Linked DNA regions of Homo sapiens: region 1 is linked to region 2. Evidence: chromatin loops called from intact Hi-C (ENCODE). Cell type or tissue: CD14-positive monocyte. All regions are shown on one strand. Each heading gives the region's core, and the rest is flanking DNA. Links, peaks and the distances in the headings are about the cores only.

What was found. A loop is a pair of places that touch in the nucleus more often than their neighbours do. Peaks named below come from ENCODE experiments on the same cell type or tissue, not always from the same donor. Only the 100,000 strongest peaks of a DNase experiment are listed, where the experiment ranks them.
Region 1: it touches region 2 in a loop (2.2-fold over the local background); 1 of 110 quality-filtered maps calls a loop at or near these places.

Annotation. Positions count from the first base shown.
Region 1 is chr10:72,509,431-72,513,430 of GRCh38, reverse strand. All of the region lies in intron 5 of MICU1 (mitochondrial calcium uptake 1), which reads left to right. Among named protein-coding and RNA genes, the nearest start is that of MICU1, 110 kb to the left of the region's middle. In CD14-positive monocyte, for the core only: no CTCF peak of the experiment used is centred there; DNase peaks (open chromatin) are centred at 1,800 and 3,300; H3K4me3 peaks cover 3,251 bases; H3K27ac peaks cover 4,000 bases.
Region 2 is chr10:72,565,610-72,583,140 of GRCh38, reverse strand. It overlaps MICU1 (mitochondrial calcium uptake 1), which reads left to right. Exons shown (of 12, transcript NM_001195518.2): 2 at 16,347-16,508. The coding sequence starts at 16,348. It also overlaps the pseudogene RN7SL840P. Among named protein-coding and RNA genes, the nearest start is that of MICU1, 52 kb to the left of the region's middle. In CD14-positive monocyte, for the core only: a CTCF peak has its summit at 15,044; no DNase peak of the experiment used is centred there; H3K27ac peaks cover 1,345 bases.

The DNA of each region.
Region 1 (4,000 bases), core at 1-4,000, 56 kb after region 2:
ATTAGAACTCAACAGCCAAATGAGAAATAACAAATTCAAAAATGAGCAAAGGATTTGGATAGACATTTCTCCAAAGAAGATATACAGATGGTCAAAAAGCACATGAAAAGATGCTGAGCATCATTAGGTATTAGGGGAATGTAAATCAAAATCACAGTGAGATACCATGTCATATCCATGAGGATGGTTATAATTTTTTAAAGAAGAAGAGGAAGAAGTATTGGTGAGGGTGTGGAGAATGTGGAATCCTCTTACATTGCTTATGGGAATGTAAATGGTGCTGTAATCGCAGTACTTTGGGAGGCTGAGGTGGAAGGATTGCTTAAAGCCCAGGAGATCAAGGATGCAGCCCAGATCCATGATTGTGCCACTGCATTTCATCCTGTGCGACAGAGCAACCTCCTCCTGTCTTAAACAAAAAACAACCAGCTGAGTGTGGTGGCTCATGCCTGTAACCCCAGCACTCTGGAGGCTGAGGCACGCAGATTGCTTAACTCCAGGAGTTCAAGACCAACCTGGGCAACATGGCAAAACCCCATCTCTACAAAAAATACAAAAATTACCCGAGCATGGTGACATGTACCTGTAGTCCCAGCTACTGGGGAGGCTGAGATGGGAGGATCACCTGAGCTGAGCCCCAGAGGTCAAGGCTGCGGTGATCCAAGATCATATCACTGCACTCCAGCCTGGGTGTCAGAGTGAGACACTGTCTCAAAACAAAACAAAACAAAACAAAACAAAACAAAAACCAAAAACATAGAGCTGCCATATGACCCAGCAGTTCCTCTCCTTAGTACATACCAAAAGAATTGACAACAGGTACTCAAACAGATACTCATACATGAATAACCAAAAGGTGGAAATAACCTAAATGTCTTTGAGCATATGAATAGATAAACTGTGGCATATACATACAGTGGGGTTTGGATCATAATCTGGAAAGATACAATCCCAAAAAATCAAAATTCCTTACCTTGTTATCTTTATTTGGGAGTTAAGTATGGCTTAAGGAGCTGTGTATGGGGGCCAGGCATGGTGGCTCACGCCTGTAATCCCAGCACTTTGAGAGGCCAAGGTGGGCAGATCATGAGATTAGGAGATCGAGACCATCTGGCCAATATGGTGAAACCCATCTCTACTAAAATACAAAAAATTAGCCAGACGTGGTGGCGGGCACCTGTAATCCCGCTACTTGGGAGGCTGAGGCAGGGGAATTGCTTGAACCTGGGAGGCAGAGATTGCAGTAAGCAGAGATTGTGCCACTGTACTCCAGCCTGGCGACAAAACGAGACTCCGTCTCAAAAAAAAAAAAAAAAAAAAAAACAAAAAACAACTGTGTATGGATGCCAGATTGATAAGGGATGAACTTGTGGACTTCATTTTAGGTATCAGTAATTTTAAATGTCAACTTGACTAGATTAAGGAATACCTAGAAACCTGGTAAAGCATTATTTTGGGTGTTAGGGTGAGGAGACTAGTGTGTGAATCTGAGTGGATTTAGATGGGGACGGTCTGCCCTCAATGTTGATGGGCACCACCCAATCAGCTAGGGATCTGGAGACAGCAAATGGTTCTCTCTGAGAGCTGGGGCAGACTTTTCTGCTGCTGCTTTGGATATCAGAAATTCGACTTCAGAAAAGTGTATTATCACAGCATTTATTGTGTGTAAGCATTGTGCGTTTATGTTAAAACGTTGAAACTTCCTCAATAAATGAAGAAATGACCTTTTTTGTACTGCATTTGTGAAAGATAAAATTTCTCAAGATCTCAGCTCTTTGGGCAACTGTGTATGCAATAATGACCCATTGTGGTTTTTAACTTATCTCATGAAAAGACTTAGGTTTGTTCTCAGGGTATTTCAGATGACTGCCTTTATAACTGGGGCACATACGATTACTAACTATAGTGATAGGCGTTTATACATTTCCCCTTTGAGCCATTTCTTTATGAACAGTGGTTCTTCTGCTCAAAGTGTTCTGTCTCATTCTTATGTTTCTCAAATCTTCTTTAAAAATGTAAGCAAATATTTTTAAAGAATTTTTATGTTTTCCAAAATTAGGATTTTAGACTTTAGGGATTTTGATCTTTGGGGATTTCAACATTCGGGATTATGGTGTTCAGTGTGTATTTTGGGGGGATTATGATCAGCATCCCATACAGTGGAATATCATTTGGCAATAAAAAGGAATTAAATATTGATTCATGCTACAACATGGTGAACCTAAAAAACATTATGTTCAGTGAAAGAAGCCAAACCTAAAAGGCCTACGTACTGTGTGGTTAAATGGTAAAAATGGTGAATTTATCACAATCAAAACCAATAAACCTCTACAGGAAAAAATAAGGACAAAGAAAGGCTGTTCCCTATTAATGGAGACTAAAGAGACATGACAACTAAATGCAGTTTATGATTGTGGATTACATCCTTGATCAGGGTGAAAATAGCTATAAAGGAAATTATTGGGACAATTTGCTAAAATTTGAAAATGGACTGGATTTGGCTGGTCGCAGTGGCTTACATCTGTAATCCCAGAACTTTGGGAGGCCAAGGTGGGTGGATTACCTGAGGCCAGGAGTTCAAGACCAGCCTGGCCAACATGGCAAAACCCGTCTCTACTAAAAATACAAAAATTAGATGGGCGTGGTGGTGTGCATCTGTAATCTCAGCTACTCGGGAGGCTGAGGCTTGAACCCGGGAGGCAGAGGTTGCAGTGAGCTGAGATCACGCCACTGCATTCCAGCCTGGGTGACAGAGCGAGACTCCATCTCAAAAAAAAAATAAAAAAGGACTGAATTAGATAATAGTATGTGTATCAATACTAAATTTCCTGGTTTTATTAAATATACACTGTGCTATAAATTATGTATCAGAATTACATTTTGGGGATTTTAGGCTTTAGAAATTTTGATCTTTGGGGATTTCAACGTTTGGGATTATGGCATTTGGGATTGTGACCATTAGAGAATGTCTTTGTTCCCAGGAAATCTATGCTGAGGTACTTAAGCATAAAGTGGCATGATGTCTCCAATTTACTTTCAAAGTGGCATGTTGAAAAAATACAAGGCAAATTGTGTAATATGTAAACTGTTGGTGAATTGGTAAAAAATATATAATAGTACTTTATACTAATCTTTCAACTTTTCTGTGAGTTTGAAGTTATGTCAAACTCAAATTTTGTTACCAACAAAATTAGATTTGCCCTTATGTTACCTTCTCAGCATCAGCATGGCCCGGATGATTGTTAGAAAAATAATGTTAGGTTTGCTTCTTTGGCTTAACTTCCTCATTTCACTCTATCCTTAGACTTTTGTCTGTTTCTCAACCTGTGGCTTCCACTATGTTATTTATTTTAATTATAGCAATTTCCCCATAAGCTTATTACATCATTATTATTAAATATTAGCTTCTATACACATTTATTGTTATGGCTGGTAATGGTCAGCCTTTGGGGACCTATTCTCATTTTGTGTATTTTTTCCTGTTCACATAGTTTACCTTTGCAGTATCTTGGGTAACGTAAAAAATGCAAATTTTTTTCTTTTATTTTGAGAAATTTAAATATTAACTTCCTGGTGGAGGGCTTTGCTGTTCTAGTTCTCATCCAGTAGCTTTTTTTGTCTGAAATTTCTGTTCAGTCTCTTGGTAGAAGATCAAGTGTAGTATGAGATCTAACCTTAATAACATACTGGACTATACTCATTTTTGTTGTCAACTCAAAGAAGTAATCTCTAAATGCTATCAAGCAGGACTATGCCTTCTGTGAGCCGCAAAAGAAGTCAGCAAAGTTCTTCTAAGTAGAAGCGCCATCAAAACCTACTACTGTGTAATTGTTATTCACCTGTGGACTTTAACCTGTCCATAGCTACTGTTTCTTATGAACAAGTAAATATCTAGTAGAGGCTATTTTGAATGAGTTTATTGAGAAGATCATACAAACTGACTTCACGATGATTCGTGTGGTACTTGTATTTTCAGTTGGTTAACCAGTTTTCTTTCCTT
Region 2 (17,531 bases), core at 13,532-17,531:
TTTTTTTTTTTTCTGCCTTGTATTATGGCTATTTTTGTTTTTTCTTTTTTGTTAACAGGCAGGGTCTCGCTACATTGCCCAGCATGGACTGCAGTGCTGTTCACAGGCCCAGTCCCACTACTGGTCAGCATGGGAGTTTTGGCCTGCTCTGTTTCTAACCTGGCCTGGTTCACCCCTCCTTAGGCAACCTGTTGGTGTTACCATATTGATATTGAACTTATTGTGGACACTCGATGGTCATGTAGCACACTATAGCCCAGAACTCCTGGGCTCAGATGATCCTCCTGCCTCAGCTTCCTGAGTAGCTGGGACTACAGGCACGTGCCACAATGCCCAGTGGTTCTTTTTTTTTTTTTTGAGACAAGGTCTTGCTCTATCATCTAGGCTGGTGTGCAGTGGCATGATCATGGCTCGCTCACTGTAGCTTTGACCTCCTGGGCACAAGTGATCTTCCCACCTCAGACTCCTGACTAGTGGAGAATACAGGCTTGTGCCACCATGCCCAAGTAATTTTTTTAAATTTAATTTTAAAAAACTAAATTTTTTGTAGAGACAAAATTTTGCCATATTGTCCAGGTTGGTCTTGAACCTGACAAGGTTCAAGATTGCTTGAGCTCAAGCAATTCACCCACCTTGGCCTCCCAAAATGCTGGGATTTCAGGCATGAGCCATTGCTCCCAGCCACATTATGGTTATTTGAATAGTTGTTTTATCTTCATTACTAAATTATAAGGTGTTAGTGGGCAAAGACTATGTCTTGTTCATCTTTGTGCCTCTTGCTGTGTCCTCGCAAAATACTTTGCTCAATAAATAATGATCTGAATGAAATAATGACAATTGGACATTTTAGATTATGATTTGCTTAAATGAATGAGACTAATATAGGATACTGTCTCATTAAAAACCACTCAGGGCTGGGCATGGTGGCTCACACCTGTAATCTCAGCACTTTGGGAGGCTGAGGCAGGCGGGTCATCTGACGTCAGTAGTTCAAGACCAGCCTGACCAACATGGTGAAATCCCATCTCTACTGAAAGTACAAAATTACCCAGGCGTGGTGGCACATGCCTGTAATCCCAGCTACTAGGGAGGCTGAGGCAGGAGAATCACTTGAACCTGCGAGGCAGAGGTTGCAGTGAGCTGAGATCGCGCCATTGCTCTCCAGCCTGGGTAACAAGAGTGAAAACTCCATCTGAAAAACAAAAACCAAAAAACAAAAACACTCAGGATGACCTTGTTTCTCCAAAATGTACAAAGTACCTTTATATTTTATTTTTCTGAAATGAACTCTTAGAACCGGAAAAGGACTTAGAAAGTCTTTTTCTAAGACAAAATAAAAAGATGCACCAGTGCCCTGCATCTTCCAGAATATAGTCTCAGTGAAGAAGGCTTTTACTGGTCAATGGGTGGCTGGTAGTAGAACTAGAATGATAAGCTAAGTTTTTTGTATTTACTCTAGTTTAATTGAGCAGTAACTCTTGTTAGTTCTGTTGGTAGTAACTTCAAATGCATTAATTGACAGTCTTGCTCTGTCACCCAGGCTGGAGTGCAGTGGTGTGATCTCGGCTCACTGCAACCTCCACCTTCCAAGTTCAAGCGATTCTCCTGCCTCAGCCCCCTGAGTAGCTGGGATTACCGGCAGGCACCACCATGCCCAGCTAATTTTTGTACTTCAGTAGAGACAGGGTTTCACCATGTTGGCCAGACTGGTCTCAAACTTCTGACCTCAAGTGATCGCCTGCCTTGGTCTTTCAAAGTGCTGGGATTACAGGTGTGAGCCATTGTGCCTGGCCTCATTAAGTCTTAAATACAGGCATAACAGATGCTAACTTTTTTCACTTTTCTCCTAGGTTCATGGCAGCTATTGTTATCATAGATGGCAAATGTTTTGTGATAATATACGCCCTTTGCAAAAAAGCAGCATTGCACGTATCAGTGAAATAAATGCATTTGTTTATGTTTGCACTATTGCCTAGTGTGTATTTAATAAGTTGTTCTAGGTTGCAGTTTTAATAAAATAGATTAAGAAAAAGTGCATCCATCTGTGTTGTGGAGCACTAAGGTAATTATGTCACTACTCCTCAGTTGAATTGGGCATACTGTAATTTTTAGTGTGGAGTTTGGCATCTTGTTTGCTATTATAATTCATTCAGATTTTCTGTTGTCTTTTTTTTTCTGTTTTCAAAGGTAAATGTGGCAGAATAATAATTATGTTTTCCAGTAATTTGTGAAGATGAAACTTCTGGAATATTTTTGAGAACCTTGTTGCTGTTTAGATTAAATCATTGTTTTCCATAGGGAAATGAATGGATAATTTATTCAAGTATTTTGAAAGTATAATCAGCCATTAGAAAGCAAAAGCTTGGCCGGGCACAGTGGTTCACGCCTGTAATCCCAGCACTTTGGGAGGCTGAGGTGGGTGGATCACCTGAGGTCAGGAGTTCAAGACCAACCTGGCCAACATGGTGAAACCCCATCTCTACAAAAAATACGAAAGTTAGCCAGGTGTGGTGGCGCATGCCTGTAGTCCCAGCTACTCAGGAGGCTGAGGCAGGAGAATCACTTGAACCCAGGAGGTGGAGGTTGTGGTGAGCCAAGATCGTGCCTTTGCACTCCAGCCTGGGTGACAATGTGAGACTCTGTCTCAAAATAAATAAATAAATAAATTAATTAATTAAATAAATAAATAAATCAGCAAAAGCTTGGATGAAAATCTTTCCAGTCAGTAGTGGTACAGCTGAGATTGAATTGGAAAAGTATTGAAATGGTTTAAGTTGAGAATGTTTTAACCTTTTTTGGGTGAGTAGAGTGGGGTGGGGTTGTTTAATAAAAATAACATTCCACTAAAAAATAACATTGGATGGAATAGTGGGTATTAATTACATCATACCTAGACATATTATTTTACATTGAAAACAATGTCCCACTTTTTACAATGAAGAAAAGATGATGCCTCAGGGCTGGGAATAGACTGGAATTAAGTAAAATAAATATAACTTAATATTCCAGTAGCTCTCACAACAACAGTGATAAACTCTTGAAAAATAAAGATTATAAAATTCTCTTACTAAAGCAAATATACAAATTAATTTAGATGGCATTTTTTAAATCTGTCATATAAATGAAAAAGATTGATGACACAGGTTGATTATCTTTTATTTGAAATGCTTGGGACCAGAAACATTTAGATTTTTTTTTTTTTGATTTTTGAATATTTGGATATACATAATGAGATGTCTTGGGGATAGGACCCAAGTCTAAACACAAAATTCATTTATGTTTCATATGCACCTTATACATATAGCCTGCAGGTAATTTTATACCATATTTTTAATAATTTTTTTGCATGAGACAAAGTTTATATACACTGAGCCATCAGAAGCATAGGTGTCACCTTGTTATCATGAGATTGCATCCACCTATGTGGACATTCTGTGGTTGTTTGGCATAACCATTGTTGCTGACTCTGAATTTATATGCTACCAATTAGCAATCATCTTATGCCTATTCACACATATGTACTTAATGGTAAAAAAAAACATACTATTAATAAAATGAAAAAAATGTGTCAGGTATGAAATTTTCTGCTTGTAACACCATGGCAGCACTCAAAAAGTTTTGGATTTTAGGGCATTTCAGATTTGTGGATTAGGGTTGCTTAACTTGTATCTAATACAGGAACAGGAGTTCACTGATACACTGGTGGAAAGGGTAAATTGTAATGTTGGTATTGAAGGAGATTAGTGCTCTTTAAGAGGTCAAAGGGCGCTGCCTTACCTCTCCCACCAAGTGAGGAAGCCATGAGAAGCCTGTGTCTATGCGGAACAGGCCCTTACTAGACACAGAATCTGCTGGTGCCTTGATCTTGGACTCCCCGGCCTCCAGAACTATAAGCAATAATTTTTTGTTGTTTATGAATTACCCAGTATAAGGTGTATTGTCACAGCAGCCAGAACAGACTAAGACAATGTACAATATTATTTATATGTAAATACATAGAAAAATTTCAGGAAAGATGTTTACTAAACTGCTTTCTGAGGTTACTTCTAGGGAGAGTGATGGTATTTTAGGTATAGGTGTGCCTCATGGCAGGTTTGGTTCCAGACCACTGCCATAAAGCTAATGTCGCAAAATAGCAAGTCATATGAATTTTTTGGTTTCCCAGTGCATATAAAAGTTATGTTTATACTATAGTGTAGTCTATGAAGTGTGCAGTAACATTATATCTAAAAAACAGGCTGGGCGCGGTGACTCACACCTGTAATCCCAGCACTTTGGGAGGCCAAGGCGGATGGATCACAAGGTCAGGAGTTCAAGACCAGCCTGGCCAATATGGTGAAACCCCGTCCCACTAAAAATGCAAAAATTAGCCGGGTGTGGTGGCAGGTGCCTGTAGTCCCAGCTACTCGGGAGACTGAGGCAGGAGAGTCGCTTGAACCTGGGAGGTGGAGGCTGTAGTGAGCCAAGATTGCACCACTGTACTCCAGCCTGGGTGACAAAGCGAGACTCTGTCTCAAAACAACAACAACAACAGCAAAAAAAATGTGTACATGCCTTAATTAAAAATACTTTATTGGGCCAGGCATGGTGGCTCACACCTGTAATCTCAGTACTTTGGGAAGCTGAGGCAGGCAGATCAACTGAGGTCAGGAATTCGAGGCCCGCCTGGCCAACATGGTGAAACCCCACCTCTACTAAAAATACAAAAAAAAAAAAAAAGCCAGGCATGGTGGCACATGCCTGTAATCCCTGCTACTCTGGAGGCTGAGGCAGCAGAATCACTTGAACCCCAGAGGCAGAGTTTGCTGTGAGCCAAGATCATGCCACTGCACTCCAACTTGGGTGATAGAGTGAGACTCCATCTCAAAAAAAAAATCTTTATTGCTAAAAAATGGTAACAATCATCTGAGCCTTTAGCAAGTGACAGTCCTTTTGCTGATAGAGGGTCTTGCCTCCATGTTGATGGCTAATCAGGTGTAGTGGTTGCTGAAGACTGGGGTGGCTGTGGCAATTTCTTAAAAAAAGACAACAATGACGTTTGCAGCATCAATAGACTTTTTCTTTCACAAAAGATTTCTCTGTAACATAGGACGCCGATTGATAGTGTTTTACCCAGGTAATTTCTTTCAAAATTTTTTCAAAACTTGAGTCAGTTCTCCCAAACCCTGCTGCTGCCTTATCAACAAAGTTTATGGAATATTGTAAATCCTTTATGGTCATTTCAGCAATGTTCACAGCATCTTCACTGGGAGTAGGTTTCATCTCAAGAAACCGCTTTATTTGTTCATCCAGAAGAACAAAGTTCATCCATGTTGATGGCTGCTGTATGAACATGGATGAACTCTTCATCCATTCAAGTTTTGCCATGAGATCATAGCAATCCAGTCACATTTTCAGGCTTTACTTTAAAAAAAATTTTTTTAATTGAAATTTACAAAAACAATTTTTTTGACGCTAGCAGGACTGAAACTTGCAACTTTTGAATTAGAATTCCAGTGTGCTATTCAGGCTCCACTTCTAATTCTAGTTCTCTTGCTGTTTCCTCCGCATATGCAATGACTTCTTCTACTGATCAGATGAGATTGGGTGCTTTCAGGGTGGTATGGCTGTATACTTTTTTTTTTTTTTTTTGAGACGGAGTTTAGCTCTTGTCACCCAGGCTGGAGTGCAGTGATGCAATCTCAGCTCATCACAACCTCCGCCTCCCGGGTTCAAGCAATTCTCCTGCCTCAGCCTTCCGAGTAGCTGGGATTACAGGCATGTGCCACCATGCCTGGCTAATTTTGTATTTTTAGTAGAGACGGAGTTTCTCCATGTTGGTCAGGCTGGTCTCGAACTTCTGACCTCAGGTGATCTGCCTGCCTCGGCCTCCCAAAGTGCTGGGATTACAGACATGAGCCACCATGCCCAGGCTTCAATATGTAGTCTTTTATCCCTCACTGCCCTCCCACCTGTCCCCCCAGAGCCCCCAGAGTCCATTATATCATTATTATGCCTTTGTGCCCTCATAGCTTAGCTCCCACTTATTAGTGAGAACATAGAATATTTGGTTTTCCATTCCAGAGATACTTCACTTAGAAGAATGGCCTCCAGCTCCATCCAAGTTGCTGCAAAAGCCATTATTTCATTTTGTTTTATGGCTAAGTAATATTCCATGGTGTATATACACCACATTTTCTTTATCCACTTGTTGGTTGATGGGCATTTAGGTCAGTTCCATATTTTTTTTGCAATTGCAAATTGTGAGATATAGCATAATTCTTATGGATCCTAAGGATTTTCAGAATGATGAATGAGCGTTGCCTTCAACTTAAAGTCACTAGGTACATTAGCCCCTAACAAGAGAGTCAGCCTGTCCTTTGAAGCTTTGAAGTCAGGCATTGACTTCTCTCTAGCTGTGAAAGTCCTAGATGGCATCTTCTTCCTAGTAAGGCTGTTTTGTCTACACTGAAAATCTCTTGTTTAGTGTAGCCACCTTCATCAAATGATCTTAGCTAGATCTGGATAACTTGCTGCTTCACCTTGCACCTTTTATGTTATGAGGACAACTTCTTTCCTTATACCTCATAAACCTGTGCTAGCTTCAAACTTTTCTTCTGCAGCTTCCTCACTGCTCAGCTTTCATATAATTGAAGAGAGTTAAGGTCTTTCTCTGGATTAGGCCTTGGCTTAAGGGAATGTTGTGGCTGATTTGATCTTCTGTCTAGACCACTAAAATCTGCCTCACATCAGCAGTAAGCCTGATTCACTCTTTTATTCTTATGTTCATTGGAGTAGCACTTTTAATTTTTTTCAAGAACTTTTCCTCTGCATTTGCAGCTTGGCTAACTTTTGGCCTATCTTGGCCTTTGGCTTTTGACATGCCTTCCTCATAAGCTTAATCATTCCTAGCTTTTTTTTTTTTTTTTTTTTTTTGGTGTTTTTTTGAGACGGAGTTTGACTTGTGTTGCCCAGGCTGGAGTGCAGTGGCACGATCTCAGCTCACTGCAACCTCTGCCTCCCAAGTTCAAGAGATTCTACTGTTTCAGCCTCCCGAATAGCTGGGATTACAGGCTCCCACCACCATGCCCAGCTAATTTTTGTATTTTTAGTAGAGATGGGGTTTTGCCATGTTGGTCAGGCTGATCTCGAACTCCTGACTTCAGGTGATCCACCCGCCTCAGCCTCCCAAAGTGCTGGGATTACAGGCGTGAGCCACCGCGCCCGGCCCACTTCTAGCTTTTGATTGAAAGTGAGATGTGTGAAATTTGTCCTTTCACTTGAACGTTCATTTAGAGGCCCTTGTAAGGTTGGTTGTTAACTGGTCTAATTTTAATATTACTGTGTCTCAGGGAATGGGAAGGCTTGAGGAAAGGGAGAGAGACGGGGAAATGACGGGTGAGTGAAGCAGAACACACACAACAGTTACCAATTACGTTTGCCATCTTTGGGCATGGTTTTTGGTGCCTCAGAACAATTAAAATAGTAACACCAAAGGTCACTGATCCTAGATCATGATAACAAATACAGTAATAATGAAAAAGTTGGAAATATTGCAAGAATTACCAAGATGTGACACAGAAACACAAAGTATGTGTATGCTGTTGGGAAAATGGCACCAATGGACTTGTTTGAAACAGGGTTGCCACAAACCTTCAATTTGTGAAAAATGCAATCTCCATGAAGTGTATCATAAAGTGAGGCACAATAGAATGAGGTATGCCTTTATTTGAAGAAGACTTACTCTTTTTTTGTGCTTCTGTGTAACATTTTAGACAATGAAAATTTATTTTTATATTATTTGTACAATTAAAGCTATTAAAAATGTAAAAAAATACAAATATTTGTGAAAGTTACAGATATTAGGATGAATCACTTTTGTTAGATCCAAACAAAATAGGGCCAGGAAGGCCACAGACAGAGGAGACTGCTGCTTACATGTGTGAGATGAGTGTTTCCAAAAAGTTGGGCATGGTGGCTCACACCTGTAATCCCATGGACTTGGAATGCTGAGGCAGGATGATTGCTTGAGACAAGGAGTTCAAAACTAGCCTTAGCAATACAGCAAGACCCCATCTCCGTAAAAATTGAGAGAGAGAGAAAAGACAGAACCATTTTCAGGAACTTTCTAAAAATCCCACAAGAAACTCTTTGACATCATCCGGGCATCTCCTATTTTGAGAAGGTTTATTACTAGACATTCTTTACAACTAGTAATAAACCTAGTCCTTTTTTTGAGCGCACTTGTCCAGTGCTCTCAAAAGAACACTTGCCCAGTAATGGCATCTCCACCAGTGAACTAACAACAGCAATGGCTTTGGGCCTCTGGAACAAGTGAACTCTGTTTCTAAGCAGCTTAAGTGAATCTCTGCCTGTTTCCTAATAAAGCTTCCCTTTATCCTTTCCTCACTGGATACGCTGGTGACTTGCCATCCCATGCATTCTAGATTATAATTCTCATTTCTCATTCCCGAATAAATTCAACATATTTGGGGATAATTTTCCTTAGTATCTTTTTTTTAGACTGACATACTCTTCTTGCTTGTGCCACACAAAAACCTGCATAATGTCCAATAAATCATTATTATCATTATTATCTCATTATTTCCCCATCTTTATTTTTTATTTTATTTTATTTTTTTGAGATGGAGTTTCACTCTTGCTGCCCAGGCTGGAGTGCAATGGTGCAATCTCAGCTCACTGCAACCTCCACCTCCTGGGTTCAAGCGATTCTCCTGCCTCAGCCTCCCGAGTAGCTGGGATTACAGGCATGTGCTACCATGTTTGTATTTTTAGGAGAGATGGGATTTCACCATGTTGGTCAGGCTGGTCTTGAACTCCTGAATTCAGGTGATCCACCTACCTCAGCCTCCCAAAGTACTTGAGATTACAGGCGTGAGCCACCACGCCCGGCTGACATTTTATTTAACTGAGTTCTCACTTTAATTGGTGGCCAGATCTGGGTAGATCTCAGATATGTTTCTTGGCCACAGAGTTAGCAGGTGCTGCTTTCAACAACAGTGTCGGGTAATAGTTGGTTAATAGTACAGGAGAGGTTTATTTAGGCCAGTGCAAGGATTGGAAGAGCCAAGTAGTCATTCTCTAAATGTGCAGTTGTCAGGGGTCAGAAATATAAGGGGGTAAATCAAATATAAAAAGGCAAGCAGAAATTTTAAGTCAGGATAAGGATATGGTCTGGAATTGTAATAGTTTGCTAATTTGTGTAAGAATGTGCCAGTACTCAAAATAAAAGGATATGAGCTTGATTTACATAAAGTTTATCTCACTAGGGAAGCTTGCCATAATGTGCCTTGATTGTTGAGACATTATTGGGCCTGAGCTCAGTGGTGGGGCTGGTAAGTGACAGTTCCTGGCTGAGGGGAATGCAACAACTGCCTTCTGGGCCTGCCTTTATTTTTACTTAAATGAAAAAGTTTAAATAAAATCCCTAGGGGAGCATTAAATTTTATTTGCCTAATTTAAATTTTATTTATAAATAAAAAATTAACCATGTGATTATATATTTTACAAAGTTTAATTGGCATGTGCATATTACCTTATATTCTTCCTTTAAACTTAAATGAAAATGCTAATATGAAATACTGTACATTTGTTTGCATGGATAAATACATAAATTTTGTTTCAAATGAAATAGCATATCATAAAAATCTCTCTGTATGTTATCTTATTTCCAACTCCCACCAGCACCACTACTATTACTTTTTGTGAGTGTGTTGTTACTTAATAAGTACATATGCGTTCTTATTTTCTCCTTTTTTATATGAAAGGTGGCATACTGTATGTGGTATTCCATATGTTGCCTTAGTTTTTTTTTTTTTTTTTTTTTTTTTTTTGTAGTGATGGGGGTCTCATTATGTTTCCCAGGCTGGTCTCAAACTCCTGGACTCAAGTGACCCTCCCATATTGGCCTTCCAAACTGCTGGGATTACAGGCATGAGCTACTGCGGCTGGCCTATTGCTTTTAAAAAGATAACACTATGAACTTTTTTCATGTTTTTACATAAAGTTTTCTCATTCTCTTTATTGCTATGTGGTATTGCTTTATATAGATTTATCATACTTTAACCAATCTCTCTTGGTGAACATTGGGGTAGTTCTTAGTGTTTTGCTATTATAAACTATGATATAATAATTATGCACCATATACATGTGCATAATTTCACAAGTGTGCAAGTACATCAGTAGGGTATATTATTAGAAGTGGAATTTCTAGGCCAGTATATGCAGATTATATGAGTAATTTTAATGCAAATTACCAAATTGCCCACCATAAATTGTACAGATTTGCATGTTCATCAGTAGTGCCATTCTGCAACATTGTCAACAAATGTGTTTTCAAACTTTTTGATTTTTGCCCGTTTGATGGGTGAAAAGTATCTGAGTATAGGTTTAATTTGCATTATTTTATTATGAGTGAGATTAAGTATCTTTTCACAGTTTTCGGAGCCATTTTTCTTTTCCAACTGTCTTTTTATATCTTTACCCAACTTTCTGTTGGTTTGTGAAGTAATATTTTAATAATATTTTATTATTATCATTTTTAATATTTACATTCCATTCCATTATGTTATTATAGCATCATTTATTTTTCTGTAGTTGGGCATTTGATCTACTTTTAGAGTGTGGCTGTTATATTTTTTCTGCTGAGAACAGTTATTAAACAGGTTTTTCTCATTAAGTTTATTTGGGAGTCAAAAATGCAAGGATCTGTTATAGGTTTTTGTACTAATTAGCTATGAGGAAATCACATAACTTATCTGGGTCTGAGTTGGTAAAACTCAGAACTTTCAAAGTTTGAAATCCCCTAGAGCCATAGCATATAGAAATGGATTGCCCAAACTAATAAATCTTGAATACTTTATATGATCTTAGTCTTTTCTCCTAAATGAAATTAATTAAATTTTGTTATAGTGTTTTCTACCAAAGATATGAGAGTGCTAAAGAGATAAAAGGAACCCTAAGCTCACCTACGCAATTCTTTCATTTTACCAGTGAGTGAGCTTTTTTCCCAAGGAGGAGGGATGAGCTTCTTTAGTATATACAGCTAGCTGTTGAGTAGTACAGTTGAGACCAGATCTTGGATCATTGGATTTCTGCCATACTACTTAGTGTTTGTTTTTTTTTTTTTACCATAGTACCTAGTGTTGTTGTTATTGTTTTAATTTATTTCTCCTTTTTATCTTCCATATCTCCTGTGCAATTAGATATTAATATGTGTTTGATACCAATGTCTTTATCATTATTTTTTTTTTAGAGGTGGGGTTTTACCATGTTGCCCATGTTGGACTTAAACTCCTGGGCTCAAGCTATCCTCCCACCTCAGCCTCTTTAAGTAGCTGACGTGTGCCACCATGCCCAACTACATTTTGTTTTTCTTTGGAAATTTTTTGTTTGATTCTGTTTTTTATTTCTACACTTATAATCTAGGCACTCATCACCCAATACCTAGGTTATTAATGCCTTCTGGCTGTACTCATCACTTTCCTGTCAGCTCTCTCTGCCTTTGCTTCTTTGCAGTTTATTCCATGCACTGCTAATAGATAGACTGATAATGCTTTAACCCGTTTTTACCATGATCTCTTCCTATTAAAGAACTTGAGTGGCTTCCTATTTTACATATGCTCTAAATTCTTGGTCTGGCATTCAAAGGTCCTTCTCAAGTGATTGTGGCTTACTTAGTTGATCATATGTCTAGCTGTTCTCTACATCTGATCAGATGTTGTAAATTTATCTTCCAGGCTTATATACCCCTTGCCTGTTAGAACTTTTGGCTTTTTGAGGTAGGGTCTTACTCTGTCAACCAAGCTGGAGTGCAGTGGTACAATCTCGGCTCACTACAACCTCCGCCTCCTCGGTTCAAGTGATTCTTTTCCCTCAGCCTCCTGAATAGCTGGAATAACAGGCGCCTGCCACCAGGCCCAGCTAATTTTTGTATTTTTAGTAGAGACAGGGTTTCACCATGTTGGCCAGGCTGGTCTCGAACTCCTGACCTCAAGTGATTTGCCCGCCGTGGCCTCCCAAAGTGCTGGGATTACAGGTGTGAGCCACTGCACTCATCCTGTTCCAACTTTTGAATTGGCTGTTATTTATTTTAAACATTGAAAACTTCCAAGTGTCTGTTCTTTCTGTTGTCAGTGATGAATAATGTTTCCTCCAGATATGCATGTTTTAGTTTAGTGCTCATTTTTGCTGTAGCGAAGAGCAGTGCTATTTATGTGAGTGTACATGTGGATTTGAGAAATGTTAATTTTGAAATGAACCAAAAAAAAAAAAATCAGAAGTTGCCAGACAGGAAGAAAATATAATGGACAGCCTCCTGGGTGCTGGATTTTGCTAGAGTATGTGCAATAAAATGAGATGATTTCTGGGATTGGGGAAGGATATAAGAATTGTGTTATTAAAGCTTAGGTCATGGAAAATAGGAGAAAAGATTAACAGTTTTTCCATTTTGTCTATATGAGGGCAAGATTTAGGTCCAATTTCAAAATTGGACCTAGATTGGATGAAGGGAGCTAGGAGCAAAGTTTACATAAGAGATTATAGGTATAGGTCCCAGGGAAGAGTTAATAGTAACCAGCTCATTGATTTTAGGAGATGCCTAAGTAGTCTAACCTGACTTGAATCCAAATAATAGAAGACAGTTTTCTAAGTAAATTAGGAACTTAGAGTATACTTAAATGTTAGGAGCAAGTACCTGTATAGTTTGTACACAGACATGTGAAAGTAAAATGGTTAAGTATTTTAAGCACTAATAATGTAACAAGTCCTGTGCTAGACTATGTGTTTACAACTTGAAAAAAAAAATAATTTGGGCCTTGAGGCAAGGGGAGAAAAAATTACGTATGCCATAGGAAGATATGTACAAAGTGCAAAGTAGTTTAAATTAGGAATCAGTGGGCTGGGCATGGTGGCTCACACCTGTAATCCCAGCACTTTGGGAGGCCAAGGCGGGCAGATCACTTGAGGTCAGGAGTTCGAGACCAGCCTGGCCAATATGGTAAGACCCCGTCTTTACTAAAAATATAAAATTAGCTGGGCATGGTAGCACACTTCTGTAATCCCAGCAACTTGGGAGGCTGACGCAGGAGAATTGGTTGAACCCAGGAGGTAGAGGTTGCAGTGAGCCAAGATCATGCCACTGTACTCCAGCCTTGGCGACAGAGCAAGACTCCATCTCAAAACACACACACAAAAATTTAGGAATCAGTGAACTGTGCTTTGAGAAAAATCAAAGGGGGCATGGATTCTTTGTATAATTTGAATGAATTACCTCTACAAAAAAGTGGGACTGTAAAGAAATGCCTCTTCTTCCATCAGCCCATCTGGTGCATTAAAACAGTGAGGTACTATACTGAGCCCTGAAGGTCATAATCTAGAGGGAAAAAAATCATTTACATTAATTCTCTGGATGGAGGTGCCCGAAATGATCCTATGGTTTTGGGGGTGTCTCAACATTTCTCTGACTTAATCAAAATTTTACACCATTCTGAGGCTTAAGACTAAACAAAAGCTTTTGCTGACTAACCCAGTCTCAACTTTATCTTTTTTATTTGTAGTTTTCTGTCATTTCTATCATAATATTTCTATACTTCAAGATATAATTTTAGGCCGGGTGTGGTGGCTCACGCCTGTAATCTCAGCACTTTGGGAAGCCGAGGCAGGTAGATCACCTGAGGTCAGGAGTTTGGGACCAGCCTGACCAACATGATGAAACCCCATCTCTATTAAAAATGCAAAAATTAGCCAGGCATCATGGTATGTGCCTGTAGTCCCAGCTACTCAAGAGGCTGAGACAGGAGAATTGCTTGAATCCGAGAGGCAGAGGTTGCAGTGAACTGAGATCATGCCACCACACTCCAGCTTGGGCAACAGAGTGAGACGCCATCTCAAAAAAAAAAAAAAATATATATATATATATATATATATATATATATGCATATATATGATTTTAGAAATGTATTGTTTTAAAAGTGTTTTGTATTTATCTTGTTTAATTAGAATGTAGATAGTTTTTGGCTTTCTGGGTCTCACATAGGGATGTATATACAGTATGAATTTAATAAATTTTTGTTGAATAAGAACTTCCCAGCCAGGCGCGGTGGCTCATGCCTGTAATCCCGGCACTTTGGGAGGCCGAGGCGGATGGATCACTTGAGGTCAAGAGTTCGAGACCAGCCTTGCCAACATGGTGAAACCCTGTCTCTACTAAAAAAACAAAAATTAGCCAGGTGTGGTTGTCGTGTGCCTGTAATCCCAGCTACCCAGGAGGCTGAGACAGGAGAATCGCTTGAACCCGGGAGGTGGAGGTTGCAGTGAGCCGAGATTGCGCCACTGTACTCCAGCCTGGGTGATAGGGCAAGACTCAGTCTCAAAAAAAAAAAAAAAAAAAAAAAGAATAAGAACTTCCCAGTAATTATCTTGGATGCTGAATTAGTTGGCTATTGATGGGGCAACAAACAACACCCAAATCTTTGCAGCTTACAGTTACACACATTTATTTCTCACCAGCATTCTACAGGTCAGCTGTGCTCAGCTGGCTCAGCTGGGCTTGACAGTGGTTTATTCCAGGCTGAAGTCTGTTCATTATGGATGCCAGTTTGAAGGATCAGTGTCTCTTTGGGACATGGTCTTCCCTCGATGGAGTGCAGGAACACAAGAAAACTAACAGCAGCACCTCCTAAAAGCACTTCATGGAACTGGTCCACATTCCATTGGTTAGAGCAAGACATATGGCAAGACATACGCCAAAAACTTAAAGAGAAGGAAATTTATGACCTGGCATTCATATGCAGAAGGGGAAGAAAAAAGTAGAAAAGTAATTTTGCCTAAGGGATGGGGGATGGAAGAGTAAGTATTTATTGAACAGTAATATGCACTAATACAGATGTTTCAGATTTAAAACAAAACATTAAAAGAATTTTTTTTTAAGTGAAGTTTGAACTATAGAGAATCTGGTAGGGAGGAGGGCTTCCAAGGACCTGGGTGTGAAAAATATTTAATAAAAACTTCAAAGCAGTGTCAGCATTATAAGGTAGGGGGCAGCAAAGTCTCCCCTCCTAGGTTGAAGTCTCCCTACCTAACTCCGAGACATTGAAGTATGGAATTAGTCCTCCCTAGGTTCAAATTCTAGATCTATCACTTCCTACCTTTGTACTCTTGAGCAAGTTATATTTTAGATCTGTAAAATATGGGTACCAGTTATCTTTTTTCATTTCAGCTCTAAACACATCTTTCATTGTCCCGTTTGTGATACTGGAAGTTTTTCCCTTGCCAGTTACTGTTAAACTTTGTCAGTAGAGAGACTAGAAGGACCCTGGAGGAGGGGTGTTTCTTGCTGAGTCTAGTGTGCCCTTTGTGGCTTGCTTCTATAGCATGCAGGAACTAGTGGGACACTCAATGGCACCCAGCTCCTAAGGAGTTTTAGCAGCAACTCTCATATGCAATTTCCTAGTGAAACTGCCTCCCCATGGGTGGCTTCCCCTGGCATCGCGAAGGTCAGCTTCCCAACAAATTCCGCTGGCATGAGTTGTCCAGTAGATGACTTGTTCTGGCATCACAGAGAGTGGCTTTCTAGTGCATTTTGCTGGCATGGCACCTTAGTAAGTTTCTCTGACATACATAGCTGTGCCCTCTCCACACAGTCTGATCTCTGCCCTGTGAGTGAGAGTAGACCTTTTATAGACTGGTCTTTTCTTGGTGCTCTGTGTCAGATCTAGAATAGTAACTGCTCCCTATATCTGCTATTTCTTTAACTTCTGAGTAGTAAATTTCCTGTTGTAACTAATAATTTTTTATTTTTTATTTATTTTATTCATTTTTTTGAGACAGCATCTTGCTCTGTTGATCATAGCTCACTGTCACCTCAACATCCTGGGCTTAAGTAGTGCTCTCACCTCAGCCCCCTGAATAGCTGGGACTACAAGTGCATGTCACCATGCTTGGCTGATTTTTTTTGGTAGAGATGGGGTCCTACTATGTTGTCCAGGCCGTTCTTCAACTCCTGGGCTCAAATGATCCTCTCTCTTTGGCCTCCCAAAGTGCTAAGATTACAGGCATGAGCCACATACCTGGCCTTAATAATGTTTTATATTAAAAGTTTCATACTCAAATTATCATGTGGTTTCTGTCTTCTAATTGTACTTTGACTAATATATCAGTTTTATAAGTAGTACTTTGCTCATAAGATTATTCTGAGGATTAAATGGGATAATATAAGCAAATTGTTTAGAATAGTGCCTGTCATAGAGCAATTACTTTAGTGTTTATTAGAAATGTTGGTAGGATCATCATCATCATCATCATAACTACCACTAGCTAAGAGTGACATTTCTACTTATTGTCCACAGGATGTTTCGTCTGAACTCACTTTCTGCTTTGGCAGAACTGGCTGTGGGTTCTCGATGGTACCATGGAGGATCACAGCCCATCCAGATCCGGCGAAGACTAATGATGGTGGCTTTCCTGGGAGCATCTGCAGTAACTGCAAGTACTGGTCTTTTGTGGAAGAGGTGAGTGTTATCCAACCATCTTGTTCTTGCGTATACTTTTATTCTTCCAGTCATCTCTGTTGTCAGAAAGGAGTTGATTTCTGGCTTAACTCTGTATCAGAATTTCTTGCTCGGATCATTTGGTATTGTTAATATTCGTCTATGAAATAAGATGTTTCAAAGAATTCAACATGCTAAGGCAATACTTAGGAAACACTGTGCTTCAAGGTCTGCCTGTCTCCTCTGCTGAACATTTTAAATAATGGGATAGGGATAGCAATAGCAGCTTTAGAAAATGAAGGCTTTCTGGCCAGGCGCGGTGGCTTACACCTGTAATCCCAGCACTTTGGGAGCCCAAGGTGGTTGGATCACTTGAAGTCAGGAGTTTGAGACCAGCTTGGCCAACATGGCAAAAACCCATCTCTACAAAAATACAAAAAATAGCCAGACACAGGGCGTGAGCCTGTAGTCCCTGCTACTTGGGAGGCTGAGGCAGGAGAATTGTTTGAACCTGGGAGGCAGGTGGAGGTTGCAGTGAGCCAAGATTGTGCCATTGTACTCCAGCCTGGGTGACAGAGAAAAACTGTCTCCAAAAAAAAAAAAAAAAAAAAAAAGAAAATGAATGCTTTCTGAGACTTCACAATTTGGTGACCCTGTGAAATTAACAAAGGAACCTTGGTACTTTAGTGTCCCTGATAATTTTTTTCACTAGTTATGGAAACTTCCTTGGAAAGAAGAGAAAATGTAGTGAGCCACAGTCTTCTCTTTCTTAAAATACATAGTTACTGTTTTTCTGACTCTGTCACTCTCTGTTTTTTATTTTTGTTTGTTTGTTTTTTTGAGATGGAGTCTTGCTCTGTCGCCCAGGCTGGAGTGTAGTGGCATGATCTCAGCTTACTGCAACCTCTGCCTCTGGGTTCAAGCAATTCTCAAGTAGCTGGGATTATAGGTGTGCACCACCATGCCCGGCTGGGATTACAGGTGTGCACCACCATGGCTAATTTTTTTTTTTTTATTATACTTTAAGTTTTAGGGTACATGTGC